Regions from separate parts of the Homo sapiens genome. Here region 1 is linked to region 2. Evidence: read pairs that join two places in POLR2A ChIA-PET (ENCODE). Cell type or tissue: OCI-LY7. All regions are shown on one strand. Links, peaks and the distances in the headings refer to the core of each region. The heading gives the core; the rest is flanking DNA. Region 1 holds the start of MYREM (MYBPC2 cis regulating lncRNA enhancer of myogenesis). Region 2 overlaps MYH14 (myosin heavy chain 14).

What was found. ChIA-PET counts read pairs that join two places held together with the same protein. Peaks named below come from ENCODE experiments on the same cell type or tissue, not always from the same donor. Only the 100,000 strongest peaks of a DNase experiment are listed, where the experiment ranks them.
Region 1: POLR2A ChIA-PET joins it to region 2 with 5 read pairs; 2 of 35 experiments call an interaction of 5 or more read pairs at or near these places.

Annotation. Positions count from the first base shown.
Region 1 is chr19:50,484,543-50,488,922 of GRCh38, reverse strand. It overlaps EMC10 (ER membrane protein complex subunit 10), which reads right to left. Exons shown (of 7, transcript NM_206538.4): 7 at 1-4,380. MYREM (MYBPC2 cis regulating lncRNA enhancer of myogenesis) reads left to right here and starts at 30. Exons shown (of 2, transcript NR_186349.1): 1 at 30-1,531; 2 at 1,735-2,113. In OCI-LY7, for the core only: CTCF peaks have their summits at 1,647 and 1,849 (motif pointing left); a DNase peak (open chromatin) is centred at 1,872.
Region 2 is chr19:50,278,358-50,282,737 of GRCh38, reverse strand. It overlaps MYH14 (myosin heavy chain 14), which reads right to left. Exons shown (of 43, transcript NM_001145809.2): 31 at 2,597-2,701; 32 at 2,355-2,507; 33 at 896-1,144. Among named protein-coding and RNA genes, the nearest start is that of KCNC3, 49 kb to the left of the region's middle. In OCI-LY7, for the core only: no CTCF peak of the experiment used is centred there; no DNase peak of the experiment used is centred there.

The DNA.
Region 1 (4,380 bases), core at 308-4,307, 210 kb before region 2:
CATTTCTTCTCTTTTCCCCTCTTCCTGTTCTCTTTTTCTCGCTGTCCTCTCTGTGGCCACCCTCCTTTTTCTCACTTCTGCTCTCCCTGTCCGGCTCTTCTCTCTCCTCTCTCCCTTCTAGCAGATTCTCTGGCTGTTTCCTCTCCTCTCCCTCTGTGCTCCTCCCTCCTCCTCTCTCCTCCCAGCCACTATCCTCTCTCTTCACCCTCTTCTCTTTCTGTCTCATGGTCTCCTCCTAGCTCTTTTCCTTCCCAGTTCCTAGCTCTCTCCTTTCTCTTTCCTCTTCTCTGGCTGGAGCTCCCCGCTCCTCCATCCCTCCCTCTCCCGGGGCCCCCTCTCCCCCACCCTCTTCTCCCCCAACACCCTCTCCCCCACCCACTTCTCCCTAGGACGCTCCCTCCTTCACCCGTTTCTCTGCTTCCCTCTTCTCCGAGCTCACCAGCCATGGCACCCACCCTCTCCCTCTCTTCCTTCCTGTCCCTTTTTTCACCCCCTCGTCTTTCTTTCCTCTTCTGTTTTTTCTTCTCTTTCCACTTCTGACCCCCTACACTGTTTCCTTCTTTCTCCCTCTTCCTCTCTCCCCTCCTGCTCTGGCCATCTTTTCTTTTTTTTTTTTTTTTTTTTTTTGAGACGGAGTCTCGCTCTGTCGCCCAGGCTGGAGTGCAGTGGCGCAATCTCGGCTCACTGCAAGCTCCGCCTCCAGGGTTCACGCCATTCTCCTGCCTCAGCCTCCCGAGTAGCTGGGACTACAGGCGCCTGCCACCATGCCCTGCTAATTTTTTTTTTGTATTTTTAGTAGAGACAGGGTTTCACCGTGTTAGCCAGGACGGTCTCGATCTCCTCACCTCGTGATCTGCCTGCCTTGGCCTCCCAAAGTGCTGGGATTACAGGCGTGAGCCACCGTGCCCGGCTCTTTCCTCCTGCTTTTTTCCTACACTCTCTCCTCCCTCCTCTCCTCCCTCTTTCTCCTGTTTGATTTCCACCTCTTTTCTCTCCTCTCTCCTCTGAATCTGCCTCTTCCTCTTCTCACCTCCCTCTTCCTTCCCTGTCTCTCCCCCTTGGGTCTCTCTTCCTTCCCTCTCTCTGGTTTCTCTGTCTCTGCCCTGTCCTTTCCTTTCCCTCCTCTCTGGACCTGTCTCCTCTCCTGGCTCTCTCTCCTTCAAGCTCTCACTCCCACTGGCCTCCCTCCCGGGAGCCCCGTCTCCTCCGTCTCCAGGTGGCCCCTGCATCCCTGCCTGGTGGGCCTTTGCCTCCCTCTCCTGTTCCTGCCTTGCCTGCTCCCAGGTTTCCAGGTCCTGACCAGGAGGCAGGAGTCCATACCGAGGCCCAAACAGGCTAGCCCTGAGCAGGGCCCCCAAGCCTGAGGCCCAGGAGTGGACAGACCTTTGTGACACCCATTCTCTCTTCCTTTTCCATCTGTCCGGAACTCTGGACACTGCCTGGAGGAATCAGGCCTGCCGTAGGCCCAGGAAGGCGGAAACAAAGACGACGCTCAGAGACAGGAAGCAACTTGCCTAAAGATACACAGCACGTAAGGAGCAGGGACAGGACTGGGTGGGGCCCCTGGGGTTGGCCAGGAGTGGGCTCCTGAATCTGCCGATCCCTGGCCTCCTATCTGAGCTCAGTGAGCAGCGGATGACGCCTTTCTGCTCCATTCCGCTCCCTTCCCAACTCTTCCTCTGACAACATGAAGCACCTCAGCACTGAGGGGACCTCACCTGAATTCCATTTCAGAAATGAGAAAATTGGTGCCCAATGTTTCTGAAGACCAGCAACTGCTAAGACAGAGACTTCGAGGGAACCCGACCTTGCCTGAAGGACCAACAGCGCCCCCTGCAGGACACTTCCCTCCATTGAGAGAAGCCACAGGCGCCGGCCTGAGGCATTCTGAGTGCGTGGAATCCTCTATTACCACCTCCTGGCAAAGAACGGAGCTGCAACCCAGCTATATGAGACACCGAGAATGATCTCAACAAAAAGGAACAGTGACCAGAATGCCTGGGGGAGGAACAGGGGATACTGGGTGGAAGGAGGGGAGAGGGAGAAGTTGTAATATTTTGTAAAAATGAACATTTTTACTCCTAATCAATATACAAACATCATGCTCAGCAAACTTCTTGGTATGAAACTTCTGAACTTCACACATTTTCAAGTCATTCTATGGGTGGGTGGATTGGCTCCCATGGAAATGCAACTGGGACTGCACATGGGAAACAAAGGAAAATGGAATTTGGTTCACACAAACCTGTTTGGGAGATTGCATTTCCAGGAAATGGGCCAAATTGAGTTTGTTTCCTTTGTAACAACATTGTTGTGCCTTGCTGACTGGAAGGTGGGTACAAATAAAGGAGGATGGACTGACAGCTGAAGAGGCACCAGTAATTAGCCCCTAATCCTTACCAGGGAGTCTCTCTGATGGGTTAAAGAAGCCTACAGAGGCCAGGGGCGGTGGCTCACACATGTAATCCCAGCACTTTAGGAGACTAAGGTGGATCGCTTGAGGTCAGGAGTTCAAGACCAGCCTGGCCAACATGGTGAAACCCGGTCTCTACTAAAAATACAAAAATTGGCTGGGTGTGGTGGCACACGGTTGTAATCCCAGCTACTCAGGAGGCTGAGGCAAGAGAATTGCTTGAACCTGGGAGGTGGAGGTTGCATTGAGCCAAAATTGAGCCACTGCACTCCAGCCTGGGTGACAAGTGAAACTCCATCCCACAAACACACCTGCCCCCCACCCACCAAAAAAAAAGGAGCCTATAGTTTCCAGTAGACAATTTGGGGTTAGTAAAGAATTTTACAAAATACTAAATGTAGTCTTGTATATTTTAGGATTGTTTGCCATGCAACTATGTACTGGGAGCACCTAAATGCCCACATGAAACCCTAGGCTGGGAAGAGGAAGGCTTTCGCAATGCCACGCAGCCGATAACATTTTCTGGTGGCAGGAAATGGGAGGGAGCAACCCCTCCTGGAGCATTTACCTTGCCAGGTGCTCTCACATCTTAGACCAGAAGTCACGAGGCTAGGATGAGGGTCCAGGAGGCAGAGAATGAGGATTGAGTTAGGGTCAGGACAGTGGACACAGAGAGGAGGAGACACAGAAGGATGGGTTGGGACTCTATCCTGGGGGAGGTGAGAGGCCACGCGGAGGGCTGTGAGCAGGGGAGTAGTGAGGTCAGCTCTAGTGTCAGGAAGCTCTCCATTAGGGGGATGGACTGAGGGGGGGATGTTGGGGGCTGGGAGGCCAAAGAGGAGGCTGGGCCGATGGTCCAGGTGGCAGAGGACGAGGCTTGAGCTGGGACCAAGGCCATGGAGACAGAGGTGACGGGATGAGGCCAGGAAGAACTTTAGGGGTAGGTATGGTGGTGCATAGGAGAACGTGATTGGGACAGGGCAGTGCTCTGGTCCATGAGGTTGGGCAGGTGATGGCACCACTCACTGGAACAAAGATCCCTGGAGGAGCACCCGATCCGGGCAGGTGGGAGGCACTGGCTCCTTTAGTGGCCCCTGAGGCACATCCTGGGGAAGGAGCCCAGGAGGCAGCTGGGGCCATGAGTCTGGAGATCAGGGGTGGGATCTGAGCTGGAGATGAGTTGGGGAATCGCTGGTGAAGAGGGGCTGTCTGGAACCTCCAGGGTGAAGGGATGGGGCAGACACCTGGAGTAGCAAGGGGGAAGCATGCACCACCATCACACACACATCCCTCTCCCCCAGCAAGGTGGGGCCCCACCGGGCCATGTCTTCCACAGACACATATGTGTGCAAAATGATGCAGCAGAACAGGGGGACTCCTGCAGTGCTGCTTAGAACTACTCAAATCCAGCAACACACTCTTACACCAGAGATGGAATAAGATGGCACCTTATACCAGAGATGGAAACTGCCCCAGCTATGTCAAAAGAAGGTGGGGGAAAAGAGCAACACTTGCAAAACTGTTGACATGTGCATCTGCTTGTTTCTGTGGAGAGTATCTGCAGCATACCAGGGGACAGAAAACTCAGGCTGCCTCCAGGGAGGGGAAGTGGGTGCTGGAGCCCAGAGTGAGCATACAGTTTCTGGACGTGGATTCCACTGCATCTTTTGTCTATTCTGGAGACAGGGTCTCACTCTGTCACCCAGGCTGGAGTAAAGTGATTCAATCACAGCTCAGGAAGCATCGAACTCTGGGGCTCAAGCGATCCTCCTGTCTCAGCCTCCCAAACAGCTGGGACTACAAGCATGAATCACTATGCCTGGCCAACCTACTCTATCTTTTGAGTTTCATACTTCATCCCTGGATAACCCGGTCAATAAAATAAAATAGTGAGTGGGTTCCCCAAGGACCGGCCAGACGGGGAAGAAAAGTTTAATAAGAACAGAACGCTAGGGGAGCCTGAAGGA
Region 2 (4,380 bases), core at 129-4,128:
TAAAAAAATTTTTTTTAATTTTTTATTTTTTTTTTGAGATGGAGTCTTGCTCTATCACCCAGGCCGGAGTGCAGTGGCACGATCTTGGCTCACTGCAACCTCCGCCTTTCCAGTTCAAGTGATTCTCCTGCCTCAGCCTCCCGAGTAGCTAGGATTACAGGCGCACACCGCCATGCCCAGCTAATTTTTTTGTATTTTAGTAGAGACGGGGTTTCACCGTGTTGCCCATGCTGGTTGTGAACTCCTGAGCTCAGGCAATCCGCCCGCCTTGGCCTCCCAAAGTGCTGGGATTACAGGCATGAGCCACAGTGCCCAGCTTCACACTGCATTTTCTAAATGAATAAAATAAAGCACAGAGAGGTTGAGCAATTTGCCCAAGCCACACAGCCATCAAGAGGCCGAATTGGGATCTGAACCTCAGGATTGCCTGATCTGAACTCTCTAAGGTTCTGTGATTTTTATTTCATCCTCAGGCTGCCAGATGCTTGGTATTATTGCCATTTTCCAGATGGGCGAACTGAAGCTGAGATGGAAAAAGCAACTTGCCTGAGGTACCCCGTGAATCAGCAGAAGTGAGATGAGTTATTTGATTTAATTCTCATAAGCAATCTCTGGGGTACTGAAGGTATTCGTATATTTTGTCATCCAAAAACCAGGGCAGCTCTGAAAGTAAAAGTGGGTGCTACGAGGAATTATGCTGTGGCAAGAGGCATGAATCAGGACAGAGGGATGTCCTATTTTACAGAGGCCCAGAGCAAAGAAGGGTCTTGCTTCCTGGTCCACTACAACTGCCTAGTTGAGCCGTGACAGCACGGATTACTGGTTCCTCACAACGACCATGGGAAGCGTAGATGGACTTGCTGATTCCCCGGCTGGGTGAACTGAGGTGCCCCACCTGGTCAAACTTGCGCTGCTTCTTCTCCAGGGTGCTCACAAGCTGCCGCTGCTGCTCCAGGTCCATGGTGGCGTCGTCCAGCTCCTGCTGCAGCCGGCGGCGGCCCCGCTCCAGCCGATCCACGGTCTCTGTCTTTTCTGCCAGGCGCTGGGTCAGGGCCTCGGCCTCCCGGGCTGCCCGGCGCCGTGCCTCCTCCCCTGCCTCCAGTGCCCCTGCCTCCTCCTCCTGGCGCCGCCGCCACTCGGAAAGCTGAGGGGAGGAGAGAGAGGGTGGTTGGTGGTCACGGCCATGAGTGACCAAGGTGTAAGCTGGTGGTGCTCCATTTCCAGGATGAAGAGACTGAGGCCTGAAGAGGGAAAGGGGTCATTCTGCTGGGCTCTTCTGCCTCTGAGTGGTGTGAAGTTGTGAATACTATGAGCCCTAGTTCTTCCAGGGAATTAAAATTACTCCCTCCAAGATGCAGAGGTGAATCAGACCTGGAGTCTTTCCTGGGGAGCCCCTCGGCTGCTGGGGGAGACACAGAGTCACAGCCAGGGTGATAGGGGTTAAGGTAGCAGTATGGGAGCTATGGAGGTCCACAGGAAGTGCCCAGAATCTGTTTAGAACATTCAGGAGAAACTTCCTGAAGGAGGAGCATTTGAGATGGGTCTTGAAGTATGCATAGAAGTCTGCCAGTTGAAGGATATCTGCAGGCACGTACCATCACTCATTCATTCAATAGGCATTTCTCAACGCCTACCATACATCAGGCCCTATATCAGGCTGTGCTACAGACCTGGATCTAACTCTGATGGGATTCTAGTTTGAAGGGGCTCTCAGTCTGGTGGGGAGACTCATGGGCAGAGACAGTCCCAGCCCAAGGTGACTGGAGTTGGGACAGAGGAGAAAGAGAAGACGGGTCAGGAAACTTCCCACAGGGGAGCCTAATGCTAAGTCTGGAAAAATAAAAGGTTTTTTTCAAATAAAATAGGAAAGTAGAGATAGAGATGAATACAGCTAAAGGCAGAGGAAGGACCAGAGATTGCAGGGCCTCAATGCCTGACTGAGAGGCATGGACTTTGTCTAGGAGTACTGGGGAGGCGTGGGAGAGCTGTGAGCAGAGGAGGGACAGGGTCAGCTCCAGGTAAAGAAAGAAGCTTCTGGGGCTGTGCAGGGGATGAGCTGTTAGGGGAGAGGCTGGAGGCCCAGAGGCCAAGAGGAGGATCTAGATGGGAGAGGACGGCACTGGAGCTGGGGCTGAGCTGGAGCTGGGACAAGGGATGAGGCTGAGAGTCAGGGGTCAGGACAGCCAGGGCTGGGCATGGGCTGTGGGGGGTAAGGGGGAGTCAGAGATGAGAAAGGCACCCATGGGTCTGGCCTATGAGAAGGTGGGCAGCATGGCCATCCCTGAGCTGGGGAACCCAGGAGGAGCAGTGAGGGGGGCTGTGCCTCCCTGAAGGTCTTACGTAGGGCTGCTCACCTGGGCCTGGGCAGTCTGCAGTTCACGGCCCGCCCGTTCCCTGGCAGCTGCCTCCTCCTCCAGCTGCTCACGCAGCCCGGCTGCCTCAGCCTCCATGGCTCGCACCCGGGACCCCAAGGCCAATTTCGCCCTGGTCTCCTCCTGCAGCAGCTCCTGTAGATGGAGGAGACGGCAATGTCAGGTGTGGCTGGGAGGACAAGGAGGGGAGGGTGACGGTGGAGCCGAAGGGCAGGCAGGGTCACCTGGGCATCGTGCAGCTGGGCTTCTGTGCTGCTCAGCTCCTTGCTAAGACGGATGGTTTTGGACTCAGCCTCGTTCAGCGCCCCAGACACATTCTCCAGTTCAGCCTGCAGGGAAGGGACGGGAATGAAGCCCTCCAATCGTGGCTTCCACCCAGTGACCCCATCTGCCTCAACTCTCTACCACACTGGCAGGAATGTGAAATGTTACAGCTGCCGTGGAAAACAGTCTGGCAGATCCACAGATGCTTAAACATAGGGTTCCCACATGACCCAACAATCCCGCTCCTAGGTGCATACCCAAAAGAAATGAACGCATAGGTCTATGCAGAAACTCGTACCGGAATGTTCTCAGTGGCATTACTCACCATCGCCAAGAGGCGGGAACAGCCCCAATGTCCATCAATAAACGAATGGATAAACAAATGTGGAATATCCATACAACGGGCATTATTCGGCAATAGAAAGGTATATGGATCTATTGCGTGCTGTTGTTTTTTGGGGTTTTTTTGAGACAGAGTTTCACTCTTGTTGCCCAGGCTAGAGCGCAATGGTGCAATCTCGGCTCACTGCAACCTCCGCCTCCCAGGTGCAAGTGATTCTCCTGCCTTAGCCTCCCAAGTAGCTAGGATTACAGGCATGCGCCACCACACCCGGCTAATTTTGTATTTTTAGTAGAGACGAAGTTTCACCATGTTGGTCAGGCAGCTGGTCTTGAACTCCTGACCTCAGGTGACCCACCCGCCTCCGCTGCCAAAGTGCTGGGATTACAGGCATGAGCCACTGCACCCAGCTGGTGTTTTAAAAATTAAAAAATAAAAAAGGAATTATGCTACGAGCTGCAACACAGATGAATCTTGAAACCGTTATGTTAAGTAAAAGAAGGCAGCCACAAAGGCCACCCATATATAGTAGGATTCCATTTATATAAGATCTCCAGAATGGGAGATCAGTAAAGACAGAAAGGAGATTAGTGGTTCCCTGGGTGGGGTGGGGGAGAAGTGGGGGATGATAGCTAAAGGGTATAGGATTTTCTTTTTGGGATAATGAAAATGGTCCAAAATTAGATTATGGTGATGGCCATACCACTCTGTGAATATACCAAAATCCATTGAATTGCACATCTTAAATGAGTGAATTATTATTATTATTATTGGAGATGGAGTTTCACTCTCGCTGCCCAGGCTGGAACGCAATGGCGCGGTCTCAGCTCATCACAACCTCTGCCTCCCGGGTTCAAGTGATTCTCCTGCCTCAGCCTCTCGAGTAGCTGGGATTACAGGCATGCGCCATCACGCCCGGCTAATTTTGTGTTTTTTTTTTTTTTTTTTTAGTAGAGACAGGGTTTCTCCATGTTGGTGAGGCCGGTCTCGAACTTCTGACTTCAGGTGATCTGCCCGCCTCGGCCTCCCAAAGTACTGGGTATTATTATTATTATTTTGAGACAGGATCTCACTTTGTTGCCCAGGCTAGAGTGCAGTGGCACAATCACAGCTCATTGCAGCCTCGACCTCCCAGGCTCAAGGGATCCTCCTTCCTCAGTCCCCTGAGTAGCTGGGACTACAGGCACATGCCAGCATACCTGGCTAATTAAAATTTTTTTTTTTCTGAAGATGGGGTCTCACTATGTTGCCCAGGCTGGTCTCGAACTCCTGGGCTCAAGCAATCCTCCTGCCTTGGCCTCCCAAGTGCTAGAATTACAGACATGAGCCACTGTGCCCAGACTTGTACATGATTATGTTGGAAGAGCCAAACGAGACAATTGGTTTGATATGGACCAAATAGAA